2 separate regions of the Homo sapiens genome follow, and region 1 is linked to region 2. Evidence: chromatin loops called from intact Hi-C (ENCODE). Cell type or tissue: dorsolateral prefrontal cortex. All regions are shown on one strand. Links, peaks and the distances in the headings refer to the core of each region. The heading gives the core; the rest is flanking DNA.

Region 1 (5,381 bases), core at 196-5,195, 88 kb before region 2:
ATGCACGGTGCTGGCATCTGCTCAGGGAGCTTACCATCATGGTGGAAGTTGAAGGCGCAGTGGGCATGTCACATGGTGAGAGCAGGAGTAAAAGAGAGATAAGAGCGAGGTCCAAGACTGTTTTAAACAACCAGAACTAACTGAGCGAGTACTCACTTATCACCAAGGGGATGGCGCTAAACCATTCATGAGGGATTCGTTCCCAGGGTACAGTCTCCTCCCACCAAACCTCACCTCCAACACGGGGAACACGTCAACAGGAGATTTTGAGGAGACAAAGATCCAAACCATGTTACCTGTGTTCTTCAAACAGATTCATTTTGTGTTCAAGTTAGTTGGAAGTAATTTCTGTTACTTGCAATCAATACTTGGCAGCTGTAACCCAAATCCTAACTGCGAATTTCTTCATTTCTCCATACAACTGCCTAATACAGTCTATTTATTAGCTTTAGATTTTATCCCTTAGAAGTAGGCAAAATGACTCTGGGAAGAGAAGATTGTGGATTCTAAGAAGCCATTTACGTGTTAGCATGAATTAACATTATCCTTTCTTGAAGAAGTATTTTGAAAGTGCGGAAAATAAAGGGTGGGAAGAGTGTATCATTGGGCAAGAAAGAGGAAACTGAAGTTCTGGGGAACCACTTTAACAGATTCTAGAGTTCTATCTCATGTTAAACTCATATTCCTCTTACTGTTCTCTCTCTCATTTCCCGACTCCTGACAACCCCAGTTCTTTTCAGCCTACTGGACATCTCTAAGAAATTCTGGGACCTGTGGGGCCGGTGGCTCAAACCTGTAATCCCAGCTCTTTGGGAGGCCGAGGCAGGCAGATCACGAGGTCAGGAGATCGAGACCATCCTGGCTGACACAGTGAAACACTGTGTCTACTAAAAATACGAAAAATTAGCTGGGCGTGGCGGCGGGCACCTGTAGTCCCAGCTACTCGGGAGGCTGAGGCAGGAGAATGGCGTGAACCCGGGAGGCGGAGCTTGTAGTGAGCCAAGATCACACCACTGCACTCCAGCCTGGGAAACATGCAGGACTCCGTCTCAAAAAAAAAAAAAAAAAGAAAAAAGAAATTCTGGGATCTGTTGATGGTCACTAAGAGAAGGCTACATTTTAAATAATTTAGACTCTTCCATTAACAGGACCCACAGCTCTCTTTTCTCTGCAAGTGGCCATGAGGCATATGCATGGACACTCCCAGGTACAGAAAGCAGCTGTCCCTCTCAGCAGTCAATCCCTTTGAAGATTAGTATTTACATGAAGCTAAATTCAACTTCATGGATGATTTACCTATTGACTAGAAGTTTTTCTTCTAAAATCAACCTGCTTTATTGTCAACATATAGTCCTTCAAACACTGGAAAACAGTTATTGAGGGTGCATAAAGATTTCACTGAGCAAAATGTATCTAGGCCTCACAGGCACACATTTAGATTTGTTGATGCGCTTCCCATGCTGGGTTATTTCTCCATCTTGTAATTGTCTCTTTGCAAATGTAAGGCCAGAACTGGGCAGAGAATGAACTCCAGATATGATCAAATCAATGCAGAAGAATGCAGGCCTATCACTTCCCTTGATCTGGAACTTAAACTTCTGTGAGATTGTATAACATTTTGTTAGCTTTCTAAATCATTGGTTTGTTGCAAACTCAGTTTATTCAGAAGAAAGATAACGATGGAGTTAAGAATGGAAAGTAGAAAGAAGTCATAGAGGTTTATCTGCTTGCTAAGGTATTTTGACTTTTACCTATTGATGATGAAAAGCATGCCTGTAGCTAGAACAGGTCACATATGTTCTAAGTGCTATATTTTCAATTCAGTGTTTGAACCCAAATATAGGACTTCTCTTTTGCCCTACTTGTCCTGGATTGGGGCTGCTCCCTATGTAGTTTGACCCAGTGGGAGCTCCTTGCTAGGGAGGGGCTGGATCCTGAAGGATGTTGTCTTCCTTCCTCCAAGGAGATTTCCATTTCTTATTTTTAAGCATAACTCTCTACCCCCACCTCGACCCCCGCCTGCCTTATGAAGTATCTGGAGAAGATAGTGGTTGATTATATCAAGAAATGTGAGGTCAGAGAAGCGGCCATTGGATCTGGCAAGGTCAAGGTCATTAGTGACCTTGAACAGAGACATTCCTGTGGAGTGAAGGGAAATGAAACCTCTCTATTTCCACCACCACCAGATTGACTTGGACACTTCTCATCTAACTCCTGGGTGACCTCCCCCTCCTAATCTCCCTCATCAACCCATCCTCACATCACCACCATCTTGGGCACAGGCCCAGACATAATTGTTTCCTACTTACATCTTTGGTGCTGCATTTTCTTGATGACAAGGCCCTTCACAATCAAGTCCCCACAACGTTTCTTGCACTGTCTCTGACACCCAGTATTCTAGTTACTCTGGACTATTTCTTATTTCTCAAGTCGTGTGCCTGCTACCTCTGTGGTTTGATCATTTAGTTCCTTTCTGCAGCAGGTAGTTTTTCTAAGACTTTGCTCATGGAGCCATCTGGAATCTCCCCAAACTCCCCCTGCCTCTCCCTCTTCTGTTTACCTGGCAGAGTAGGGGAGAGGTGGCAAGCTGAGAGATAGGGGAACTTCACTTCTAATTCTGGCTCTGCCACTAATAGGCTTGGTGACTTGAGTAAAGCCTTTCTCTGCTCTGGGTACCGATGTCCCACTCTCTGAAATGAGGGGGTTTGACTGCAATGGTTTTAAGGGCCCTTTCATCTGGAATATGCTCTGATTCCAAGGACAGTGGTATAGATTACACACGGGACACCTACCACCAAAACTGTAGAAAGAGAGGCTATTAAACCCTGTTAATTAGAAGCTAACCTGGTCTTTGGTTAAATGGGAAAGAAGGTGATGGTGGGGGCTTCTACGGGGAACCTGCTTTGCTGGCTGGTTTTCCACGCCTAGGTCTGGGGCACAGCATCTGACAGGTAAACTTGGCCAATGTTCAGGATTGGCCAGTGGACCCTCACTGAGCCGGCATGGCCAGTTCCAGGTTTCAAATACTTCTTCAAATGTCCAAAGCTTTGGGGCCTGAAATAGAATTTTCTTTTAAACCATTGTTATATGACGGTAGAAGTGTTCCTCACTTCGAGATGCTTAGTGATGACTAGTTTTATTTTTATACCCACCATTTCCTCTTGAAGAAATTAAACAAATAAACAGATGCCACCCTCTCTCCCTCTTCTCTTTTTTGGCTTAGGTCCTCCGACAATGCAGTGCTTTCTGCACCATCTGCTGGCTCTGCAAAGGTAATTAACAAAGGCACACTATTCCCAGATGAGGCTGGTTTATAAAGGACAAACCATGCTAGGAAAACGGAGAGGAACAAAGTAAGATCGTAGCAGACAGGCAAGGCTGCTGCAGTCCTGACTGCCAGTGGAGTGTGTTGTTAGAGCTTCTTGTCAAATTATAACTCCTAAAAATGAATTCAAACAGATTTAACCAAGGACATGGAATTTCACCCCTGCTGGGAGCCCTAAAGAAAGGGTGAGGAAAATTGTAGGGTGTCCAGTATTTTCTGACTCCCAGATCTTATTTTCTATATTTAATGTAATTTTTAAAGAAGGAGATATAAAAACTAACGTCAATGGAAGCTCAAAGTGAAAGATTGTGTGGGACGTTGGACTTTGGATCAGAGGCAGGCAGATTCTGTCATTCACCAACTCTCTGACCTTCAACATGTTATTCAACACCCCCCACCACCCCGAGCCTAATCCCCATACCTGTAGGTTGGGAACAATAATAACCCGAAACCTTCAGGGCCATTGTAATAATCAGTGAAACAATAAATTTGAGTCCGAAATCGTACCCAGTGCCAGGCTAGTACCAAGCCCATCCTAAGTAGTAGTTGTTAACATTCTCTTCGTCAGGTAAGGATCGTCATGACAGATGGCCTAATCCACCCTTAGCGGCAGGGAAGCAATAACCCTTCTAACAAAATTCACGTTCTAAAAGGAGCAGAAACACTGGAAATAAAATGAAAGAATAGAGGGGTTGACTTTAACAAAGAAAAGTAAGACCTAAAAATGTGTTCGGGGGAAGAAGGCATAATTATAGACTACACATATTCAAAACACATAAATCCCAACAAAGTAAGGGTTCATTCAGATTAAGATTTAGGGGTTTAAATAGGCCTATGTGGTGGAAACGTAAAAAGTGAAAACAATGAAAAACAAAAAGATAGGTTGTAATAAGATTAAAATATAAATTGCAGGAGCAGAAAACTGTCTTCTTGAGAAGGAGGATGTCCTTACTTGGCACGTTTAAAGTTAGATAGGACCAAATGGAAGATGGTTCTTAGCCATCTTATAGAGGCTCTTAGAAGACAGAGAGTGCCGTGATGATGATGATGTTATTGATGATGATCACAACAATGATGGTGATAATGACAGTGATTGCTTTTTTGTTCTCTTTGCTGGTGTGGTCTGGACTCAAGGAACCTGCTTCTGGTTTCCCAGAGAAAAACATCCCAGATAGTGCTGTTTTATGAGAGTCCCAGGCTCCTAAAGGCAGTCAGAAGGTTGGTGTTTGTTTTCTGACAGCAACAAAAGGTGTCTGAGTCAGTAAAATGATGACAGCTGTCAACAGTGCATAGTCCCCTCACCAATGGCTGGAGCTCGATGTTTGTGAAGCAAGTGAATCTTAGTAAATATCAAATTAACCCACACTTGCCACTGGTGCCAGAGCTCTTAAAATGTCAACGTGCCAAGGGACACCTGGCTCATTGCCCTAACCAGCGGCCGGCAGCCCAACCTAGAGGAACAAAAGACACGGCGATCCTGGTTTATTTGGGAGACTTTATCTTCTTCATACTCAACAGGCTTCAATATTGACATTCTCCCTGGTGATGGCTGGGAATCCAAGTCACAATGGCCTAATGCATCCAATTTTTCCTTCGAAATCCAGCTCAGATACTGCCAATCTGTGACGTGTTCCTAAAGACTGTTACCAGCGACAGAGAGTTAAATGCTCCTCCCTTTGTCCCATGTTATGTCAGGGACATCCTGGTATCATCATTCATCAGATCAACTTTCTCCTACTACAACTCACAATTATAGTAGACAGTAACAGGTATGGGTTGATTAGCTGGGCATATGTTGATTCAGAGAGGCTTTTTATAAGAGGAAACCTTTGATTTTAAGACATGAGTAGGGTTTTCCTAAATTGATGAAAGAAAAAATGGAATTCCAGCATACAGACCATCTTGCACCATTGGCACCCCTCCCTGCCCCCGTGGAAACCAGGGCTCTCGGTGTACTTGCCCTTTCTGAAACATCCCTGGCTGTTTCCTGTCTCCCTGATTTCCTGTGTTGTTACCTGCGCTTGAACTGCCCTTTCTGCTTATGTCTACAGGAAAA
Region 2 (5,381 bases), core at 202-5,201:
AAAAAACTTCCCGGATGTTCAGCCTAATATACCTTTCTGGGTGATCTCTGCCTTTCATTGTCTTTTAATTTTTTTTTTTTCTTTTGAGCCAGAGTCTTGCTCTGTCACCCAGGCTGCAGTGCAGTGGCACCATCTCAGCTCACTGCAACCTCCTCCTCCCAGGTTCAAGCGATTCTCCTGCCTCCGCCTCCCAAGTGGCTGGGATTACAGGCGTGTGCCACCATGCTCAGCTAATTTTTGTATGTTTAGCGGAGACAGGGTTTCACGATGTTGGCCAGGCTGGTCACGAACTCCTGACCTCAAGTGATCTGCCCGCCTTGGCCTCCCAAAGTGCTGGGATTGAGCCACCATGTGAGCCACCACGCCCAGCCTCATTGTCTTTGAATCCTTCTACTACTCTGTAAATTGTAGAAAGCTGAGTCATGCAAATATTTGTGACCAGATCAATGCAAATGAATTGTGTCCCATAGAATGCAATTGCTCTGTGGATACTTATCAGTTTGTATCTATTAAGAAAATTTATTTCTGCATTCCTGGTTGCCTCAGAGTAGACACTCAAAAATGTTTGTTGACTGAATAAATGATATATGAATGAAGCTTAAAATAGAAACCATAAGAACCCTCCAATTAAAGTGTACCATTCTTATAGGTAAGGTGGGATTCATAGCACACCGCTCATCTTTCAGCTGCCAAGGAGCCTTGTCCACAATGCCTCTAGGCCCTTCAGCCTCTACAGGTTCAGCTACTCACTACTTAATGCTCACTCAAATATAGTCTCAAATGAGGGCACTCCCACTTGCTGTCTTTTTTTCCCCCTCCAGTCCTTGAGATACCATGCATGGGTGGGATCTTTGATCTTCTGCTGAATAAAGGCAGCAGACTACCTAGAAAGGAAACTGCAGAGTTACAATAGGTACACCTCACCATGGAACACTATACATCAATTACAGAGAGAAAAAGAAGACAGAGGGAGAGAGAGAGAGAGAGAGAGAGAAGTGGCAGAAAGATGTGGAACTTATCCAGGATGCCGAACGTTAAAAAAACTCAAATTGCAGAAGAACATGTTAGTATGATCCCATTCTTGTTAAAGCACTCGCATATAAGTTGGTGTATTCATGAAACAAAATGAACACAATCATATGCCAAACCTTTAAAAGAAAGTTGGGATTACGGAAAATGTTTCCTTTACAGACCATGTGTTTCTGTAATGTTTCAATTTTTTTTTTTACAATAATCACATATCACTTTTGTAGTAATAAAAAAAAACCTACAATTTTTTTAAGAGGAAAAGCAGTTGATTCTACAAATAGAAACCCATCTTAGTTCACTTGGGCTTCCATAAAATATACCAAAAACTAGATAGCTAATAAACAGCAGAAATTTATTGCTCACAATTCTGGAGGAAGTCTAAGATCAGGGCACTGCAGATCCACTCTCTGGTGGGGGACTGTTTTCTGGTTCATAGGTGGTGCCTTCTTGCTCTGTCCACACATGGCGGAAGAGGCAGCGCAGTTCTCTGCGGTCTGTTTTATAAGACACTAAACATTCTCACCTTACGGTATTTCTACCTCCTACTACCATCACATTGGTGGTTAGGTTTCAACACATGAATTTTAGGAAGATACAAACATTTATCCCATAGCAGAACCCTAAGATGCAGGCCCCAAGGCAGTTTTTGTGGGTGCCCAATGTAGGAAACATTAGTTTTTATAATATAATACTATTTTCAATCAGAACCAAAGAAAAAAAGAAATTGGGCAAATAGTGTTATCTTCAAACACAAAAGATAGCAACATTTTCAATGTAATGGTTTTCAAAGTACTCTGATAGAAACACACCTGGAATAAAACAAAGTTTATTAGGATTTTTCACTGTTTGATAGTGTTCATTATCTTACAATGACCTTAGTGCCAGGAATAATTCATCAGAGAAGTCTTCCTGTCACTGACGAATCTTGAAATGCTTTGTAAGTTTCCATCAATGTCAGTGTTTCCCAAGCTTGCTTTTAAAAGCATTTATTAAGCATCTAATGGGTGCCTGATATTTTATTACTTTCTTTCACATGACTATTTTCTTTTTGATTAAACCTTATTTAGTAAGTATTATTTTTCTCCTGTTTTTAGATGAGAAAACAAGGACTTAGGGTGGTTAGGAAACTACCTGATTACCAGCCACCTTGATATGAGGTAAAATGGGGAATGTGTGTATAAACGAAATAGAATTCAAACTGGAACCACTGTGCTAAGTGAACACAAGTGTCTCATTTCGTGGAGGACTCACCTTGGGCAACTGGCCCAGCACTCCTCAGTTATTTAGATCTAACACTTCCTTACACATTTGGGGAACATTGTTCTCAAACAGAAGGTCAGATGGTCCCTGAAGTCTACACATGAACTCCTTAAGAAACATTCCCGGAGTCCTATGACTAGGAAATAGCTTAGGTTTCTATGAGCTCTGATCCATTTGGATAGTTATAAACTCCCAAAAAGTGATATCTGAGCAGACATCATGTGTCATCGTGAAAATAAAATCATTGCACTGACTTATCTGAAATAGTCCTTAATATTCTAGCCACTGCCCCCTTAAGGCCATACTGTACAGACTTTTGGATTTGACAAACGTGGTCATCACCACACTGACAATTTAATCCCAATACTTCAGTGATGGTGCTGTGTGCTCACTGATATTAGGTTGGTGTAAAAGTATTTGCAGTTTTTGTCATTACTTTCAATGGCCAAGCCCGCAATTACTTTTGCACCAGCCTAATTCATTTTACCCTAGAGGTAAGCAAATGTGGCCATATTTTTATACCAGCACCAGGGGGCAGCAATGTGCAAATAAGGCCGCTCTGTGGCCTCCTCTGTTTGGCCTGGTTTGGGAGGAGGATGTGGTTCTCATTCCCTAGTGCTTCTCAGATTTAAAATAATGGTAATGTAATCATTTCAGCTCTGCTCTGGAAACTGCTGGTGCTAATTCATTTCAGATAAAAATACGCAGACTACACACATGTGCATCAAATCAGTCTTTTCAGGACTCAGGGTCTGCTCATTTGGGCATTTGTTCACCTAACCTTTAATCAGAAACTACTGCGTGCCAGGTACCGCCCTGGATGAGGCCATGCTCCCATCCAGTGGGGAAACAGACACACCCCATCCAAAACCACAACCTTCCCTACTTTTTCAGTTTCCCTTAAGCACTTATTTTTTAAATTTTTTTCTTGTGAGTGATTTGTCTACCTTGTTGGAACATAAACTCCTTGACAGCTGGGATTTTTATCTGTTTTGTTCACTGGAGTATCCCTAGCTACTAGAACAGCACCTGGGACATAATTAGGGTTCAATAAATATTTTTTGAATGAACAGGTATAAAATTATTGAGACACACCATAATGGAGGTGGACGTGCATATCTTCATATGAACTAGATTACGCTAAATTATTCACTTGAATAAATTTATTGTTTTATCATTCCCACTAGCAGTGAATGGGAGTGATGCCCGAAAATAACATTAAATTATCTGGTATTAGCATTAGAAGGAATTTGGGACATCACCAAATTCTCCTTTTACAGAAGAAGAAATTGAAGCCAAAGTGAAGAAGAGATTTGCCCAAGGCTACCTACATCCAGACGGTCGCGTCAGGATTCCAAGCCAGGACTTCTGACCCCAGCCCACTGTGTTTTCACCACACACCCTGCTGCCTGCCTGACTTTTTCATTTTCCTCAAATATCACCTCCTGGAACTATCAACTGCATAAGTTAATGACCTGATCTGTCTAATTCTTATTTGGTAATTGGCAGAGACCAGACTTGGCTGTCTGCATTCAAGGTCTCCAAATCAACCCTCTTAAAGGCATCTCTGCTCAGCCTCTCTGCATGAGATCTGGTATTTAGTTCCTAGCACCCACTGTGTACTAAGTTCTTCAGAAACATGTGGTCATTTGAACCTCACAACAATCCTACGCAAGTGCTATTACTATTCTCGTTTTACTGATGAGAAAATATAATAACAGTGTACATTGAACCCACAGGGCATGCAGCAGGAACTCAGGATTGTTCTAAGGATTCCATACTTGTGAGCTCATTTAATTCCCTGACAGCCTTTGAAGTGAGTGCTGTTACTGTTTTCTACTGTAGACATGGATATTGAAGTCAAAAGAAGGCAAGATGTTTGTCCAAGGCCATATCGCTGGGAAATGGCAAAGCCACCCTGTGTTTCATTACTGTGCTCTCCTTCCCCACTGAAAACAGAGGAGCTGTGGAGTCACGGGCACAAGGTCACACGGGCTGTGCCAGCTGAATCCACTTTTGTGCATGGTTTTTTCACAACGAGCTGGAGGTTTGGGCCAGAAAACCCTTTTGTTTGAAAGTCACAGATCTGAAACTCAGCACAAAAGAGGAGAAAGTGATAATGCAAAAGCTGCCTGGGCTGCAAGCAGCGTTTCCTCTTTGGGTTTGTTTTCCTTTCTAATTTGCCAAGCTCTTTCCAGGCTGAGGCAGCTGCCACACAAAGCTCTTGAGGAGATCCCACTAGCTGGCCAAGGGACAACCATTAGACAGATGGGCTGGACCTTCTGTTTCCACCCTTCCATCTGGGCACCAAGAGCCTGGGTCTGCCGTGGGTGTGGGGACACCCTGAAGCTTGCCCATTCCAGGCTCAACCGGATAATGAACTGAAGTCACCTCATAGCAACTTGGACGTGATGTTTGTGGGAATGAAGCTGGTTTGCTCTGTTATTCTGTTGAATTAATCTGGGCTCTGAGCCCCCTTGAAAATCATCAGGAGAACACAATCTAAAAAGATGGGCAGGAAGTGGTTCTTTTGCTGGCCGGAGGTGATTTTGCTGATTGAACTTTTACATGTGGTACGGAACAAATGAACAGAAAAGGCTCGGCTTACGAATCCTCTGCCGTTAGTTCATCTGCACATGTTCTGACCTCTGAAACTGAAGCATGCTGGTAAATCTCAGAGCCTCTTTCCAGCAGTGTCAAACAGTGTGATGAACAAAGGCTTTGAAGTCTGGTATACCAGGGGGTGCTTCACAACATACCCTGGGTGACTATATGACTCTGCCAGGTAACTTTGCCTCTCTGAGCCTCAGTGTCCTCATCAATGAAATGCAAGTTATAAAGCCTTTCTCACAAGGTTGTTGTAAATGTCTGGCACCTAGTATGTGCTCAATAAATAATGCCTATTATCATTCGGGAGAAAACTTTCATGGCCTAAACTATGGCAAAGGAGCAGGTCTGAGTCCTGGCTCCATCTCCTGCTGGCTAGCGGGCTTCTGACATGTCATCTCCCTTCCTGCAACCTTGAATTTGACCTCTGACTGGAAGCGAGGAGATTGAAATATTCCCATCTTTAAGGTCTCTGACTAATCTGC

What was found. A loop is a pair of places that touch in the nucleus more often than their neighbours do. Peaks named below come from ENCODE experiments on the same cell type or tissue, not always from the same donor. Only the 100,000 strongest peaks of a DNase experiment are listed, where the experiment ranks them.
Region 1: it touches region 2 in a loop (3-fold over the local background); 2 of 110 quality-filtered maps call a loop at or near these places.

Annotation. Positions count from the first base shown.
Region 1 is chr4:15,141,181-15,146,561 of GRCh38, forward strand. The region is part of intron 2 of C1QTNF7-AS1 (C1QTNF7 antisense RNA 1); the gene reads right to left. Among named protein-coding and RNA genes, the nearest start is that of CPEB2, 140 kb to the left of the region's middle. In dorsolateral prefrontal cortex, for the core only: CTCF peaks have their summits at 3,284 (motif pointing left) and 3,487; no DNase peak of the experiment used is centred there; H3K4me3 peaks cover 508 bases; H3K27ac peaks cover 3,564 bases.
Region 2 is chr4:15,228,887-15,234,267 of GRCh38, forward strand. The region is part of intron 2 of C1QTNF7-AS1 (C1QTNF7 antisense RNA 1); the gene reads right to left. Among named protein-coding and RNA genes, the nearest start is that of C1QTNF7-AS1, 200 kb to the right of the region's middle. In dorsolateral prefrontal cortex, for the core only: CTCF peaks have their summits at 2,809 (motif pointing right) and 3,010; DNase peaks (open chromatin) are centred at 2,835 and 4,455; H3K4me3 peaks cover 895 bases; H3K27ac peaks cover 1,357 bases.